3 separate regions of the Mus musculus genome follow, and regions 2 and 3 are each linked to region 1. The links are chromatin loops, found by intact Hi-C in ENCODE. Cell type or tissue: heart. All regions are shown on one strand. Each heading gives the region's core, and the rest is flanking DNA. Links, peaks and the distances in the headings are about the cores only.

Evidence for each region. A loop is a pair of places that touch in the nucleus more often than their neighbours do. Peaks named below come from ENCODE experiments on the same cell type or tissue, not always from the same donor. Only the 100,000 strongest peaks of a DNase experiment are listed, where the experiment ranks them.
Region 2: it touches region 1 in a loop (19-fold over the local background); 3 of 42 quality-filtered maps call a loop at or near these places.
Region 3: it touches region 1 in a loop (5-fold over the local background); 2 of 42 quality-filtered maps call a loop at or near these places.

The regions. Positions count from the first base shown.
Region 1 is chrX:150,455,735-150,461,371 of GRCm38, reverse strand. It overlaps Tmem29 (transmembrane protein 29), which reads left to right and starts at 2,222. Exons shown (of 3, transcript NM_001359039.1): 1 at 2,222-2,300. It also overlaps a transcript of Apex2 not described here. In heart, for the core only: a CTCF peak has its summit at 2,407 (motif pointing right); a DNase peak (open chromatin) is centred at 2,191; H3K4me3 peaks cover 1,626 bases; H3K27ac peaks cover 872 bases.
Region 2 is chrX:149,760,388-149,766,024 of GRCm38, reverse strand. No RefSeq gene overlaps it. Among named protein-coding and RNA genes, the nearest start is that of Gm15097, 21 kb to the left of the region's middle. In heart, for the core only: a CTCF peak has its summit at 2,982 (motif pointing left); no DNase peak of the experiment used is centred there.
Region 3 is chrX:150,304,972-150,310,608 of GRCm38, reverse strand. No RefSeq gene overlaps it. Among named protein-coding and RNA genes, the nearest start is that of Gm15104, 29 kb to the left of the region's middle. In heart, for the core only: no CTCF peak of the experiment used is centred there; no DNase peak of the experiment used is centred there.

The DNA.
Region 1 (5,637 bases), core at 259-5,258:
CATTGGGATCTACTTGCCTCTGCTTCTCAGGTGCTAGGATTAAAGGTGTACACCACTATGTTTGGCTAATATATTAGTTTTAAAAGGATGAAATTTCTATTTACAAATAATCTCCCTTTAAAAAGTTATTTATTTATTTATTTATTTATTTATTTATTTATTTTTAAATCTTTCTCCAGACAGGGTTTTTCTTTGTGTAGCCTTGGCTGTCCTGGAACTTGCTCTGTAGACCAGACTGGCCCCAAACTCACAAAGGTCTGCCTGGCTTTGTAGTGCTGGGATTAAAGGTATACGCCACTATCTCCCGGTTAACAATAATCTCTTGAAGGTTTCTTTAGTATTTTACAACGTTGTAGACCTGCCTTAGAAACATTACTTTCAGGTGCATGATACTCTTAAGGAAAGCCAAGTTCACTTACTTCCTGACTTCCTTTGACTCTCATTTTACTGTTCTGTCTAGGGCACAAGTAGAGGAAAGGCTAGATATCATGGAGATGAGTGGATTTCATGCAGTTGTTGTGAAAACCACAACTCCCTTCTTCCAGGGAATAAGAGATACTTTCTTCGGGATCCATTTTGTGGGACCTTGGCCCAGGAATACAGAATTAGTTTACCCCAATGCCAAGTTCCATCATGGAAGGAGTTTTATAGTTTTATTTTTTACAAATAGTTTTATAGGACAAAGGAAGTCATGAATCAAGTCAAGTTTAAAATACATTGATGGGTAAACCAGAGAGGTATGAACAAGATGGAAGAGCTATTCTATAGGCCTAAGATGTTATCTGATGACAGTCTTAGCTCTGGGATTGGCAGAGCTAATGCTTTACTAAATTAATAGCTTCTAAGGGACTTTTATTTATTATCATAAGATATTAGTCCTAAGCAAATAGCTTCTAAGAGGTTTCTATTTATTATCACAGAATGTTAGCTTTAAGTTAATAGTGCCAATGAGCTTTTTATTTATTATTGCAAGATGTTAGTTCTAAAGTTACCACCTTCCAAAAGATTTTTTTCTATTATCACCAGGTGTTAGTGTTCAGATACTGAGTGGGGCCAGGAAGGCTAAACCTAGCTCAAGATAAAGCACTTAGCCTCTGAACCTGCACAATTCTAATCTCTCTATAATTCTGAAATTCCAGTGGGCCTATCATTTTCTGCAGACATAAACACAACCACACACAGCGTCTTTTCAGGGATTTTCATCGCAAAACTCTTTGTTTAAATAAAAGAAACTTTGGAGAGGAAAAAAAAGTGCAATGCACCAAGGAGTTGCTAGGCTGGACACAGGGATCTTTGCTGCCTGGATGCTCTATTTGGCTTCTCTTCAATATAGTTAAGAAAGGGGCCTGACCAGAGAACACAGAGACTTAATTCCAGGAAAACAACAAAGGCTGAAATAGCTGGAAGAAAAGTTCTCTAGAGCCCTGACCTCAAGGTTGGCTTCTTAATAAAATCCCATAAGAAAAACACCAGTAAACTACACATCCAAAGCATTCCTGATGCTAAAGTAACTGTCAGTAAGAATTGATTCCCATTCCCAAACTTGGTGCTGCACTGCCTATAATCTCAGCATTCTGGAGGTGGAGCCATGAGGATTAGTTCAAATCTGGCCTTGGTGAAATGCCAAGTTCCGGACCAGCTTCGACTACAGGACACTGTGGCTCAAACACAAGCAAACATACAAACAAAAAAGAAAGAAAGAGCTGGGCAGTGGTGGCGCATGCCTTTAATCCCAGCACTTGGGAGCTAGAGACAGGCGGATTTCTGAGTTCGAGGCCAGCCTGGTCTACAAAGTGAGTTCCAGGACAGCCAGGACTATACAGAGAAACCCTGTCTCGAAAAAACAAAAAACAAAAAAAGGAAAGCAATGTAGATCATTTGTGTTCAAAGTATACCTTCTTTTGGTAAAGGATGTGATCCCCCCCCCCGCCGGTGTTTTAGGGTACAGGTAAAATCATCCAAAAAGGTTTCATGATCAGAGAGGTAAGGGCTGAACGGGAGGCGATCTGGCTCAAGGCTCGAATGGCTAGAACATAAGGAGACCAGGGCTGTGTGGCTGCAAGTCACAAGCTCTGTTCTTTGGCCTAGAACAGGAGCTTTGGAAGTTACTTACCGGTAATGCTTAGGGAAGCTGGCAGCGACCTCACTCGTACCACTGCGCCAACGCGAAAATCAGCCAATCCTAGACCGCAGATTACAGCTTCCTTCCGGTGAGAAGGCGGGACTTCGGCTGATTTTCGCTAGGGTGAGGATGGGCGTTCGGGCTTTCATCGCGGATTCGGATCGCCGTACTCTCTTAGGCAAGTACGAGTGATTTTGGCGGTTTTCTCCATTCCGCTTACCTTCCGGAGTCTTCATTTCTACAACAGTTGACTGAAAAGCGGCAGGAAAATAATTTTGTTCCGTGAGGGTGAGTTTCAATTTCTGTGGCCGCTAGATGGCAATGTTAACCGCGGTATCGGAGTCCTGCCCACTCCACCCCGCCCTTTGTGCTTAAAAAAAAAGTAGTCTTTCTAAATTATGCTTCCTCAATCTGGTTCTCTTTTGCTTTTTTTTTTTTTTTTTGCTTGCCTGTGGATAAAGCCCTTTGCTCTTATAGTAGGCGGTTTAAATTCTGTTGGGCAGCTACTTGTGTTTTGGCTTTTCTAAAAGTCATTCTTTAACTTGTCTTTAGGATTAACATTAGAGGATCTTTATAAACATCCTCGTTCTTTTATTTAACCGTTTGCAGGGGTACTAATGAAAACAATTCTTATCCACATTGCAATCATCCAGACTCAATGCAGTTTACAATACTTGATTTAGGGATTATTTTTTTCTTCCCCATTCCCATGGGTATAATTTAAGCATACAGAAATGAGTATTTGTGTTATTGCTTTAACAATTTAAGAAAAGTGAAATCCCACTGAACCCCCCCTGACAGGTAATGATTAGAAAAAAGACCCTAGGAACTGGAGAGATGGCGAAGCAGTTAAGAGCTAGTACTGCTCCTACAGAGGACCCTTCCTAGGACACACCTTGGCTCTAGACAGTCAGATGCCTCTGGCCTACACCCACATGCACAGACACGTGCATGATTACAAGGTGATAAAAATGAATCTTAAAATGAGAAAAAGACTTGAACTTTTTTTCCAAATGTGACGACATCATCTAATAACTGATTTTCCTCCTTATGCCAATGTCAGGTATCATAAAGGATGATGCCTAAGGAGAGGATCATACTTGCTTTTTCCTCCTTGCTCACCATTATACTTTCTGCTCAGCATCAGAACTGCTATGTGTTCTCAACATTGGTGGTATTTGTTGAACAAATGACCAAGTGCCTGATTTCTTCAGGGTACAATTCTTTATCCATACAACATTACTGGGTCAGATCAGGCCTGGTGGTACAGGCCTGTAATCTAGCTACTGGGAAGATGGGTGGGAAGGGTTGCAGTTCAAGGCCTGCCTGTGCTGTTGAAGGCTGAGTGAGTTGAAGGCCAGCTGGGACTGTTTAATGAAACTCTGTCCATTGACTTTCTTTTGAAAGATGTTTATCTGTATCTATCTTACTGCTTTCTCGAGGGGAGAGTATAACTAAGTATTGACATTCTGATGCATGCACTAAAACTGAAGACTTACTTTTCTCATTTTGAAAATAATAAAAAGAAAAGAAGAGAAAAGAAAAAAAATCAGGAGATCTGGAGATATTGTTTCATTTTAGGCCAAACTTCTACTAGATGAAGGAAAGCATTTTACAAAGCAAGTGTGTGATTAGACAGTGATGGACTAGGGATGTTGGCAAATTTTTGGTAGTCTGGTTGCTCATCTTGATACCCGTGGTTATTGTCTCAGTACCTGTGTACTACCATTTTTGTAAAGGAGAGTGGAAGAAGAACCTGCTTTAGGGGGTGGTGGCCCACATAGGCCAACAGCTTGTGTCCTAGTAATGGCGGGGGGGTGGATGCTTGCTTACTTTTTACTTTTTTTTTTTTTTTTTTTTTTTTTTTTTTTGAGCAGGTTTCCATTATCCCAGAGTAGTTTTGAAGTGGCAATTTAGTCTAGCTAAGGATGACCAGAGTTTCTGGTTCCATATCCCTCAAGTGCTGGGATTACAGGTGTAATGTCAGGGGAATATAAAGAAGGAAAGCATATCAGTGTACATTTTTAAAGATAATTTCTCTATAAAGTGAAAAAAATTTTTATTGTACAGACTTACTGTTTCAACATCGCCATTTATTCACAATGCAATTTTAGAAGTAGATTTGTTAGGTCCAAAGGCCAAACAGTTCATTCACTCTTGAAAGAGTATTCTTTCTATGAGGATTCTTGTTTACCATGCCTTTCCTATGATTTAAAATATCAAATTATTATAAATATTAGAAGCTAATATTTAATATAAACAACACTTATTGCCATATATAATTACATTAAATATTAATTTAATAAATTGCTTTAATGTTAAAGTATTAAATAATATTTATGCTTATATGTAACTAATAAAATTTGACTTAATATTATTTAATTATTAAATATAAATATATTGTTATTGTTATTATTTTGGTACTGAGTATTGACCATGTATATGCTAGTCAAATGCTCTATATCTGACCTACAGAGTCCAGGCCTAATGTTTTTGATTTGTTTGTTTGCTTGTTTGTTTTTCCAGGCAAGGTTTCTCTAGGTGGCCCAGGCTGTCCTTGAACTCAGAGGTCTGCCTGCCTCTGCCTCCTGAGTGCTGAGGCATGTACCAGTACCACCCTGCTCCTAGGTTTGTAAAGGTAGTTAGATTATAATTTTAATAGTTGCAGGTATAGAAATGAGCTACCATCCATCATCTGCATTGCAAATTCTTCTTTTTTTGAAAGTGAATTATAACAATTTATTAACAAGGCAGACAGTTTTTTCACCGCAGTAGGTAAAGTTGACTTAATTTGTTTCACAGCTTTGGGTATTGTCCTTACACACAGAGGCCATCCATACATCTGTGGATTGTTCCACTTTTAAAATATATGCTGCTGAAGTGAGCATTGCATTGCAAGACTTTGACTTTTTTTTTAAAACTTTGCAGTTATATTTATCATTTTCAGATGTATAATTATCTTTTTCTATAACCAGATTTATTGATCTTTTGCCCCAGTGCTGGGATAAAATTTTCTGCTTTGATTGTGCAAGGTGAGTGCCCAGCTGCTGAGCTCTACCCTCAGCACTCACCCCCTGTTTTAGGGACTTAGTCTTGTGTAGAAAGCTGAAGGGATCCCTCTGATTGACTCCACCCCTCCTGTTATTTATTTATTTATTTATTTATTCATTTATATTTTAATGTGCATTGGTGTCTTGCCTGCATGCGTGTCTGTATGAGGGTGTCAGATCTCAGAGTTACAGACAGCTGTGAACTGCCCTGTGTAGGGAATTGAACCTGGGTCCTCTGGAAGAGCAGCTAGTGTTTTTAACTGCTGAGCCACCTCTCCAGCTCCCTGTTGCTTATTTTATCGTTACTCTTCTTTTGAGTTTCTACTAACCCTGCTTAAACTCCCCACTAAAATGCCTTGAAGATCCAAAGAAACAGAAAGAAAAGAAAAAGAAAAAAAAAAAGAGAATCCACAGTATCTTCATAGGAATGCCCACCTTTAAATCCTTCCCCATTCCTCCCACTTC
Region 2 (5,637 bases), core at 425-5,424, 700 kb after region 1:
GTACTGGTTACCTTCAAGGATTGCCATCATGTTGCCACCTCCTGTGCAACTCCCAGCCACCTCAAAGCACAGAGATCCACTTGCTGAGGTGTGTCTTCCCCAGACCAGCCTGAGGCTCTCAATAATTCCAAAAAGGCGCCCTCTAATCACTGTGCATCCTGCACTGTTGTAGAGGCTCAGTGACAAGAGTACTACTCAGCTGTTAAAAAGAATGAATTTATGAAATTCCTAGGCAAATGGATAGACTTGGAGGGCATCATCCTGAGTGAGGTAACCCAATCACAAAAGAATTCACATAATATGTACTCACCTATAAGTGGATATTAGCCCAGAAACTTAGGATACACAAGATATAAGATACAATTTGCTAAACACATGAAAGTCAAGACACTTTGTTCCTTCTTAGAATTGGGAACAAAACTCCCATGGATGGAGTTACAGAGACATCCTTTGGATCTGTGATGAAAGGATGGACCATCTAGAGACTGCCATATCCAGAGATCCATCCCATGATCAGCTTCCAAACACTGACACCATTGCATACACTAGCAAGATTTTGCTTAAAGGACCCAGATATGGTTGTCTCTTGTGAGACTATGTCGGGACCTAGCAAACACAGAATTGGATGCTCACAGTCAGCTATTGGATGGATCACAGGGCCCCCAATGGAGGAGCTAGAGAAAGTACCCAAGTAGCTGAAGTGATCTGCAATCCTATAGGTGGAACAACAATATGAACTAACCAATACCCCCCTCCCCCCCCCCCCCCCGCCCCAGGAGCTCCTGTCTCTAGCTGCATATGAATCAGAAGATTGCCTAGTTGGCCATAAGTGGAAAGAGAGGCCCATTGGTAGTGCAAACTTTATATGCCTCAGTACAGGGGAATGCCAGGGCCAAGAAGTGGGAGTGGGAGGGTGGGGGAGTGGGTGGGGGAACGTGTGGGGGACTTTTGGGATAGCATTGGAAATGTAAAAGAAATAAATACCCATTAAAAAATAAATAATTTTTTAAAAAATGTGTTGCACAAACTGGTGTTTTTCTGCACCATCTTACTCTGCTGGAACTGTACAGGATATAGAACTGTAGCCAAACTACTGATTGTACTCAAGTAATAGTAAGAAAAGCACCATGGTTATTTAATGACTCATTCTATCGCAGACCTACCTTAGTTTTGGAAGTTGATTTGTAGTGGCTATAGTGGTAAAAGTCCATTTCTATCTCAGGTCTCATTGAATACAAACCCCATCTATTGCTGTATTGAATTTTTATTTTTTGAAAAGTTCTATTCAATTTAATGTTTTTTCACAAAAAGTTATTGTGTATATTAAGATGCAATTCAGATATTTTTCTTATTAGATTTATATTCCCACTGTGCATACATGGGAATTTAGTATTTAGGTTTGAAACTGCCAGTTATATAGTAATCTACTTTTCATGTGATAGTTTGTATTTAATTTTTCTATTCATTATCTTATAGTTGTGTTTATGCAATTTTTACTTAAGAAAGTTTAAAGTTCTTTAAACATTTCACAAGATCTGGTGTCTCCTGTTTCTTTTATGGCATAGTAATAAAACCTGGTTTGTGAGGTGACCTGAGAAGCAGGTGTTGAGGGTGTGACTCACCAGCTGAAGCCTTAGATACATTGTGCACACCAGTGATTGTTACTCTGTTCTGGGCCTCTGTAGTGGAGTTGGGATGTTCCAGAGAGCATCCACTCCTTTATCGTGGGTTGTAGAGGGAGAATATATGTGCAGCTCAGGTGAGCAGTGTCCAACTGAGCTGTAGAGTGTGAGCAATGGAGAAACCTATTGATGTGCATGGGGTCACTTGTCACTGAAGCTACTCTGCATTACTCGAAATAGGAAGTCAGGCAGGTCCAATCCTGATCCCTACCACAGACTGAGACTGAGACTGGAAAAGGAAACAGTATCTTCATAGTTTTGCCCAGATTTAGGGAGAAAAAATTTCACAATTCTCTTTTGTCTCTAGCACCTTTAGGATGTATAGAAAAGACAACACAGATTTGGGGAAATGGCTCAATTGGCCAAGTACTTGCCAGTAAGTGTAAGAATCCAAGTTGCACCCAGGGCCCCATTAAGATAAGCCATGATGTGTGGCTGTAAGCCTGAAGAGTCCAGGTCCTTTATGGCAGAGTGTTTTTCCATCTTATCTTTTTCCTCCAGCCCAACTCCGCCTTGGGAGCATGTTTTTTTGTTTTGTTTTGTTTTTTGTTTTTGTTTGTTTTTTGTTTTGTTTTGTTTTGTTTTGTTTTGTTTTTTTTTCCCTAATCACCCATTCTTGCTTTTTCTGTAATCGATTACTTGAGAACAGAAGATCCTCAAAATCCTCTGGAAGCTCTTCTGGTCCTTGCTATCATCTGATATCAGTAGTGTCTATTTTCAAATGCTTAATGTGTATGTCGAGAAATGGCTGCCAAATCTCAAGCTTGGTGGTAGATGGGCAGCGCTTACCCTTGTATGATGTGTTCAGTCATCAGCACCTTTGGTGGGACACACAGGTGTAGCTTTAAAATGTTTGTGGATGTTCCACTCCACATGGAGCAGACAGCTAAGCTCAGTAAGAAGATGAAGTTTCCAAGTAGCAGTTGTATTGCAGTTGACACTGTTTCTTCACAGGACGACTCATAATATTCACGTGGTATGCCATTTGATGTAGCTGACGTTCAGTAAAGGCAATGTAGACTTTAGAAGAGGAAAGTGGGCCCATATAAAAAATATCGAGATTCATAAAGAACTATCCAAGTACATCTGTTTTTCTTCAGAGCTGGGACTGAATGTAGGACCTCACTGATGGGGAGCAACCACTATGCCAACTTACAACATCAGTAACAACAACAACAACAACAACAACAACAACCAGCAACATGCACCGCCCCCAGACTCTATTATTATTATCTTAAAAGGCAATTCATCTAAGTTACGGCCAGGCTATTTTTTTGGAAGTTGAATGCTGCCCTCTGCTGGCTGCCATGGAGGAGGGCACGCTTTCACAATAACCCACACAGCCTCAGAGGTGAAAGCCAGATTTAACGTATTTTAACCAAAAAAAAAAAAAAAAGATTGCTTCTTTTACAAAGTAAGTAAAATATGATTCTTTTAAAAAGTGTAAAATATAGAAAAAGTGAATATGGAAAAATATAAATTTCCTATAACTCCTTAGTCCAACACCTTGGTGAATTTTTTCTTTGCCCATTCCCCTCTTTCATTTTCCCTTTTCCGCTGCGTGTGTGTATATGTTGTTTGCTTATTTCTTTATTTAGAATTAGAGTTTTGTATATAGCTGAGGCTTACCTTGAAACTGAACTTTCCTTGTCTCTGCTTCAGAGTACTGGGTTATCAGGGGGACATTACCACTCCCAACCATCCTGTCATTATGTGCACATTGATTCATGTATTGGATTGAAACATGTTTCCCTTTATCCAAGGCTGTCTTAGACCTTTCTAGTTAGCCTGTGATTTCTGACCCTATTGGTTCAACTTCGGGAATGATGGGATTTCAGGGGTGTGCCAACATACGCAGTTTACTCAGGCTTATGCATGTGGGCATCTAAGCAATTTAACTCAAATTTGAATCTCCAACCTGTACCTGGTACTCCCATTTTGAGGTGCTGGCATGAAATCCAGTTGTACAGCATGCTGAGCAAGCACGTTGCCATTGAGCTCCAGCCTGTCTCTCTTGTTTCTATCATATAATATTTGGACCTGTGTTCCAAACTCTGTTTTCATACGAGTCTTAGTTGCATTTAACAGTTATTGAAAATTTTCTATATGCTAAGCAGTTTATTAGGCAACAGGGATAAAAAAATGAAAGGCTGGTGATGTGACTCATTTGTTGATGCTATAGCCCTTAGCCTAGAGGGTACTGAACCCCACGTTTTATTTCCAACCATGAAAATCTAAAATAAGGATGGAGGGATGGTTCAATATATTAAAATTTATCAAAGTAACCCACTATATAAACAAATTTAAAGAAAAAAATCACATGACCATCTCAGTAGATGCTGACAAGGTACTTTACTATTAATCCCACTTTTTTTTTCTAGGTGTTCAGACGAAAGCCCCAAATTTTCTTGCTAATCATGGTATCATATTGCTGTAAGAACTCAGGAGGGAGAGGCAGGAGGATGGCCCCAAGTTCATGATCTCATAACACGTTTGAAGCCCAGCAGACACACATAGGGAAAAATGCCTATCAAAGCAAAAGCAAACTCCACTGTGAATGTAGAAATGAGCAGAAGAGCACTTGACACCTTAGCTCACAACTTCCTGCAACTCCAGCTCGAAGGAACTCAACACTCCTCCGTGGCCTCTGTGGCTTTCTGTACCCACATTCTCATATCCACATGCACAAACATAATTCCAAATAAAACCATTCTTTTTCATAGGAATTCAAAGCATTGAGAGAGAGGAAGGACACAGAGCCCCACACAGACTATAACATCAACCGTCTCAGTCAGAAATCTCAGTTGCTAATCATAATCATTACAGTGTATCACCTGAGATATTAGGTTCCTTTTTTTAAATGTGGGTTTCTGGGGCCTGTAAATGGAGTCTCTTCTTTGAGAGTTATTAAGTGATGCCCGGGAATTTGCAAGTTCCCAGGTGACACTGTCAATACTGCCCTTAGGATCAACCTTGAAACATTAGGTCTAGGTGAGACAAGCATAGTGAATCACATCACTGTTTCTTTGTTCACACTCTAACAAATGGAAGAATGCTTGGCTCTTTGAAGTGCCTAACATTATGATTTATTTTCCCTTGCTTCTGTAATACAAGGCAAATAAGGAGTGACTTGTGAGTGATATGGCTGAGGTTTAATCACTCATTGCAAGTAATTCTGCATTCTCAGTTTATTAAATAATTCTGCATTCTCAGTTTATTAAGTAATTCTGCATTCTCAGTTTATTAATATATGAGAAAATGCATCCTTTTTGGAAGTAGAGCTGTCTGTTAAATAGGTCAGTCTTTCAGTGCTGCAATTTATTACACTATATAGCATTCTAAACGTGTACCATTTACTCCAGCTGTCTTCTAGAAAATTACCATATAGAATGATCTAAGCATATGCTGCAATTATATAATACATGCAACTTCTCTATGAGCGTAATTTAGCAAAATCTCTCTGGAAACGGCTTAAATTTCCAGCAATGGGAAACTGGATACATGCAATGGAGACATTCATTGTGACCTGAAAAGAAAGATGAAAGTAGAGAGAGCAAGTGGGAGGTATTGTCCTTATCATTCCTCACTACTCCCCCATCCTGTGAGGACACAGATGATTACAAGTTGTGCACTGTACTGTACATTGGAAATAGATTGTAAATTTGTGGCACCCATTTTCTTACTCAGTGCTGCCAGTCGTGTTTGATGCTCTCTTGCCCCAGGAACAAATTATATTTGTGGGAAATAGATGCATTATATTGTGGATTCAAGAACTCTAGGAACAAAAGTATAAGAGAACATTATGCCAGAAAACAGGAAGGGCTATACAGTTTGCAGACACCAACTATATCCTTACTAGAGAAAATGGAGTCAGTACCAGGCTGGTGGTTGCCAAATTGCTGGAACACAGACATAGGGCAATAGCTATGATATATTTAATGAAAAGTTCCCATTA
Region 3 (5,637 bases), core at 425-5,424, 150 kb after region 1:
TTGGCCTTCTGAGAGGACATGGATGGCCACTGGTGAAGGTGCAGCCTCAGTTGCAATTGATGGCCCAGGACTTGTAGTGGTCATTCAAAGGAGTTGAGGCTTGGCGCCATGAAGAGAGCCTATGAGAATATATTGGTGAAGTCTAGTTGCACCTGAATACAGCAGTGTTTTGGAGATGCCAGTGCCATGAGATGACCACCAAAACCAGCAGCACCAGTGGAGTACAGGCTTCTGCAGCCTAGAAGAAAAAGTGTGTGCTACAAAGGGCAGAGCTGGAGAAGTGACCCAAGCCCTTGGGGAATCCTAGAAGATTATGAGTGGATAGGAGACATTAGACTGTTGGAGTTTGATTTTTTTTTTGATTATGACTATGCTGTGATATTTTCCCTCTTGAAATAAGAAGGTATTTTAGTGGAGCCCACAGTTGAGAGACTTTTAATTGTAAAAAAGACTTTTGAATATAAAAGATATTGGATATTTTAAAGGGGCTGAAATTTTAATATGTAAGAATTTGCAAAAACTCTGGAACTTTTAGTTATTGAGATCTTTGGGATGAATAGGATAGTAAGGGTCGAGGTTTAATAGTGATGAGTTTGTGTATCAAGTTGACAAGAGGTCAATTGTACTGGCTGTTTTTGTGTGTCAACTTGACACAGGCTGGAGTTATCACAGAGAAAAAAGCTTCAGTTGAGGAAATGCCTCCATGAGATCCAGCTGTAAGGCATTTTCTCAATTAGTGATCAAGTTGAGTGGGCCCACCATTGGTGGTGCCATCTCTGGGCTGGTAGTCTTGGGTTCTATAAGAAAGCAAGCTGAGAAGTCCAGGAGAAACAAAACAGTAAGTGTATCCTTCCATGGCCTTTGCATCAGCTCCTGCTTTCTGACCTGCTTGAGTTCTAGTTCTGACTTCCTTTGATGATCAACAGCAATGTGGAAAGTGTAAGCTGAATAAACCCTTTTGTCCCTAACTTGTTTCTTGGTCATGATGTTTGTGAAGGAGTAGAAACCCTGACTAAGAAAAAAGCCCCTTTTCTTCAATAACTGTCTGAGAGTAAGCAAACAAAGGCTGTATGTGGCATAGTCTAGAATTTTAGGTAGAAGATTAGGCGTTTGAAAAAGGAAAACGTTGAGCTAGAGATATAGATCAGTTGTGGAGAGTTTACCTGGCATGCAGAGATGCCCTCAGTCTAATCTCTATCAAGGGAAAGAAACAAACCCAAAAGTTCTGGGAGCAATTTATTATCAAAAGATATTATGTATGTCATTTCATATATTAAATTACAAACACACACACACACAATTTCAATTTCACCGGGGTAAAGCACACCCTTAAACTGCTTCTATACATGTGTATGGCTATTTCAAATTGCTCCTCCCCCTTTAGTGAACTCTGCTGAGGGGACTATCTCAGGAAGCAAGGCTATTTAAAATGCACCCTAACAAGGAAGAAATATTGTTGAATGATTTTTTCTTTTGTTTGTATGTGTAGTGTACATATACATATGTGTTGCCATGTGTGTGTATGTGATTGTTCTAGGTGTAGGGCCTGGTGCAATTTCCACTGTCCACGGTAGCATGGCAACTGATGTCATTGTGTAGGTCTTGTTAGGTGACCATAGTGTTGAGATTTTCCCTGTCACATATGGAAGACAGTTTTTCTTAGTTCAAGTCCTGTTCACCTAGCTCTTACAGTCTTTCTGTCCTATCTTCTGAAATATGCCCTAAACCCTAGGTAAGGGATTATGTTGTAGATCTGTCCATTGGGAATGCCCCCTCCTCCACAGTCAGTCATTGCCAGAAATTTGACCATCTGCTGGGAAAAGGAACTTCTTTGGTGAAGGGCAAGACCTCCTAAGCTCATCTGTGGGTATAAGGATGAGTATGTAGAATGCAGTTTGAAAGTCTTTGAAATTGACAGTAGTGGACTTCCCTCTAGTGGCCATTATTTCACTATATTCTAGCATTTGTTCGGATGGTTTGTTGTTTTGTTTTGTTTTTTTCATCCCTTTTAAAATATTTATATTTTGGTAATAGGTTTTAGGATTCTTTTGGCTTTTTTCTTTGTCCTTTTCATGTTCTGATTTGCATTTTTCACACAATATATTTTGATTATGTATTTACCCTCCCCCAAGTCCTTCCAGATTCATTTCTCCTGGCCAAGTACTCTGGAGCATGGGCCCTGCCATGGAGTATGTTTGACATATTCAGTGGCATTCCAGTATAGAAACCTGGTCTTCTCTTTGCTGGCAGGTACCAGTTGCAAACAGGTACATGGTTAGTGGTGGTTCCTTGTGTCTACTTCTCTTTCTGAGTGCTTGGATCCCATCTGGCTCCAACCCACATAGGTCTTGTGCATGTTGCCACTGTCTCTGAATTCACATGCGTATTGGTCCTGTTTTCTCAAAAAGACACTGTTTTCTTGGAGTCACCTTCACCTATTGCCCTTACAATTGTTTCTCTGACTACATACATCCATGAAGCTTTAAAACATGATTTTGAAAACAACATCATGTTGTGGACTGAGAAACCCAAAGTTTCTCACTCTCTGCACATTGTTCATTGTGGTTATCTGTGTTAGTTTTCATTTGATATAAGAAAATTCTTTCCTGATGTTGTTGAGTTGCATTGTCATTATGGGTATAGATGTATGTCATTAGGCATTATTTTATACTCATTGTTCCTTTACAAGAACAATATTAGTAAGCCTTCCAGTATGCCAACGATCTATGCAGTCTCAGATTTTTGTACATCTCAACACTGTTGAAGCACTTGTTTCCCCTCATGAGGTACATCTTAAATCTATTCAAAATAGATTCATTGCTCCCCTAACATTTATGCCACTGTCATACCAGTATAACTTAGAGACTTGTTGCCGTTGTAAGAGGTTTAATAGCTAGGTCATATTTCTGATTACATTTCTCCTTTGGTAGCCAACAGAGTACCTTCTAGTACCATGAAGTCTTTTAAGTAGGGGTGAATTAGTTGGACACAAATTCAATTTCAATTTTGGAGTTCATACCTGTTAAACACAGGGCCCTGATTCTAATCTCTTGCAGGAAGAAACTAAAACAAACAATCCAACATGACTCAGGTTGCCCTCTTACTCTTCTGTCAGCCCTTTTCGCCTTGCCTTCTTGTCCATTTACATTTCTTTGTGACAAATGCCAACATGAAGAATGTTTCTCTTCAAGGCTCTCCACAAGCTGACACATGTGGATAAGGTCCAGAGTGAGCAAAAAGTACCAAAGAACAGGAGACCAACCCAAGACAAGACCAGAAAACTATGCCAGGAGATATTTGAAACATCATGACACCCAGTACCTAGATCCCAGTGCAAAACTACAAACCTTAAAAGTCAAGACAATATGTTTCCCCCAGAAGCCTGATACTCTATTGTAAGAGGTCCCACAAAGAGGAATTTAATGGAAACTAATGAAAAAGACTTGAAAATAAAAACTATGAACATATTCATAAACTTTAAAAGGGCATGAATAAATGCCTTACTTGATAAAGACCATGGAAATACAACCAAACAGTTGTATTTCCAAACAGAATAAAATACTGAAAACATTTCAAGACGTGAAAGTAGAATTTAACAAAGAAATGTAATCAGAAAAAAAAAAACCCAACCCAAGCTGAAATGAAACTCAAAATGAACAAACTTAGAAAATAAAGCAAAAAACTTCAGAGGTAAGACAAATGATTTAAAAACAAAGAAGTAGGGCTAGAGAGGCAACTCAGCAGTGAAGAGCATCAGCTGCTATTCCAGAGATCATGGATTCAATTCCCATCACCCACATGATGGCTCACACTGTCTATAACTATAAAGGAATCTCCATTAATTATTTGATTGACTATTAAAGAAGACAAATAGCCAACTGTTGGGTGAAAATGAGGAGGCATGTTTTCTAGACAAGATAGGAAGTCAGAGGAGGAGAGTTTCAGGAGAAAGGGAACAAAGGAGGAAAGAGGGGAGAGTTGTTGGTAGGAATATGGAGCAGAACTGCATGGCCTGTAGATACTGCAAGTACCAGGAATTTCATAGCTGTGGAAGAAAGTGGTGTAGAGGCCTATCTGCCCAATATAGGCATGCAGTTTATAAATATATACTGAGTATTTTTTTCCTTGCATGGGTTGGAGATTTACAACAAAATGGCACCCCAATGTATGGAATAGAACTCAACTAACCTGAGATAAAAGATCACTGCCCCTCCCCTCACTCCCAATACAAGGCTGGGACAGCAATCTAGGCTGTGGCAGTGTATGGATCAAAAACTGACTGGATCTGAGGGGCCTACAGAAAACTGCATAGAAGCTCCCTTCCCAAGCTTCAGGCAGAACACTTTGGCAAGGGGCAGCACCCCAGCATGGGGCTGGACTTGGGTAGACACAATGAACTAATCTGTGCATCTAAACCTGAGAGAGCCTTTCTGTGTTTGCTGCCCGGTATTCCTCGTGTCTATACAGGACAATGACAGCCAGAATTTGAATGGAACAGCAGAGGGAGACAAAGATACACAGGACTCCAGATCAGGTAATAAGCATCATACATTGATACTTAAAGTTGAGAAAAAACTGTAAATACCTTTTGGGCTTTAAAGGATGATATTCTGAATGGTTTAACAGGGAGGGATTTAAAGGAAATAGACATCTTGTCACTTACCGGTATTGCAATATTTATTCTTTTGATCTACTATGTCATCTCAAAAGATAGGGCCCTAGATAAAAATTCCTTCCATTATGTAATTGTTATTGCTGGTTGTCAAATTGACTATATCTGGAATTAACTACAATCCAGAATTGGAAGGTTCACCTGTGATCCAGACCTTGAGGCTGGGAGATACATGTTTCTGATGTGGTTCTTGGCATGGAGACCTTCAGGCATACTGTCTATGAATCCCAAGAGACTAATGCAAGGCGATCTCTGAGTTCAAGGTCATCTGGGACAAAGCAAGTCCCAGATCTAGGTGGTACATACTTTTAATCTAGGCTAATCTTTCTGCTGGAGACCTACATAAGGACATTGGAAGAAGGAAGATTCCCTCTTCTTCACCTGCTTACCTTATGGGACTGAGCAGCTACTAGATGTGACTTACATTCACAGCTGGCCTTTGTTGGGGAGTTGGACTACAGACTGTAAGTCATCATAACAAATTACCTTACTATATAGAGACTATCTTTAAGTTTTGTGACTCCAGAGAACACTGAGTAGTACACCTTAGTAAAGAGATTACAGGTTACACTAGAACTTAAGGTTCAGGATTTTATAGGCCAAGATAAGCAAGAGAAAAAAAATAAAAAAATGGTTGGAGACAGGAACTAGAAGAGACACTAGGAAAAATGATTCAACAATTCACAGATCAGACTGAACAGCAAGAAGATAGAGATAAAATTCGGAAGCAAAGTCTAGAGGATAATTTACTAAAGCTAGCAAATCAAAATAAGGCAGATTCTGCAAAATCAGAATTAAAATATAAAGAGAAGTTAAGATTATAGAAGCAGGACCTAGAACCAAAGATACAGACAAGTATAGAGCAACATGAACAACAGAAAAAAAATTAAGACTTGGAAATGTGGCCTAGAGGAAACACTAGAATTGAAGACACAGGAAATTATAGATCAGAATAAGAGACAGAA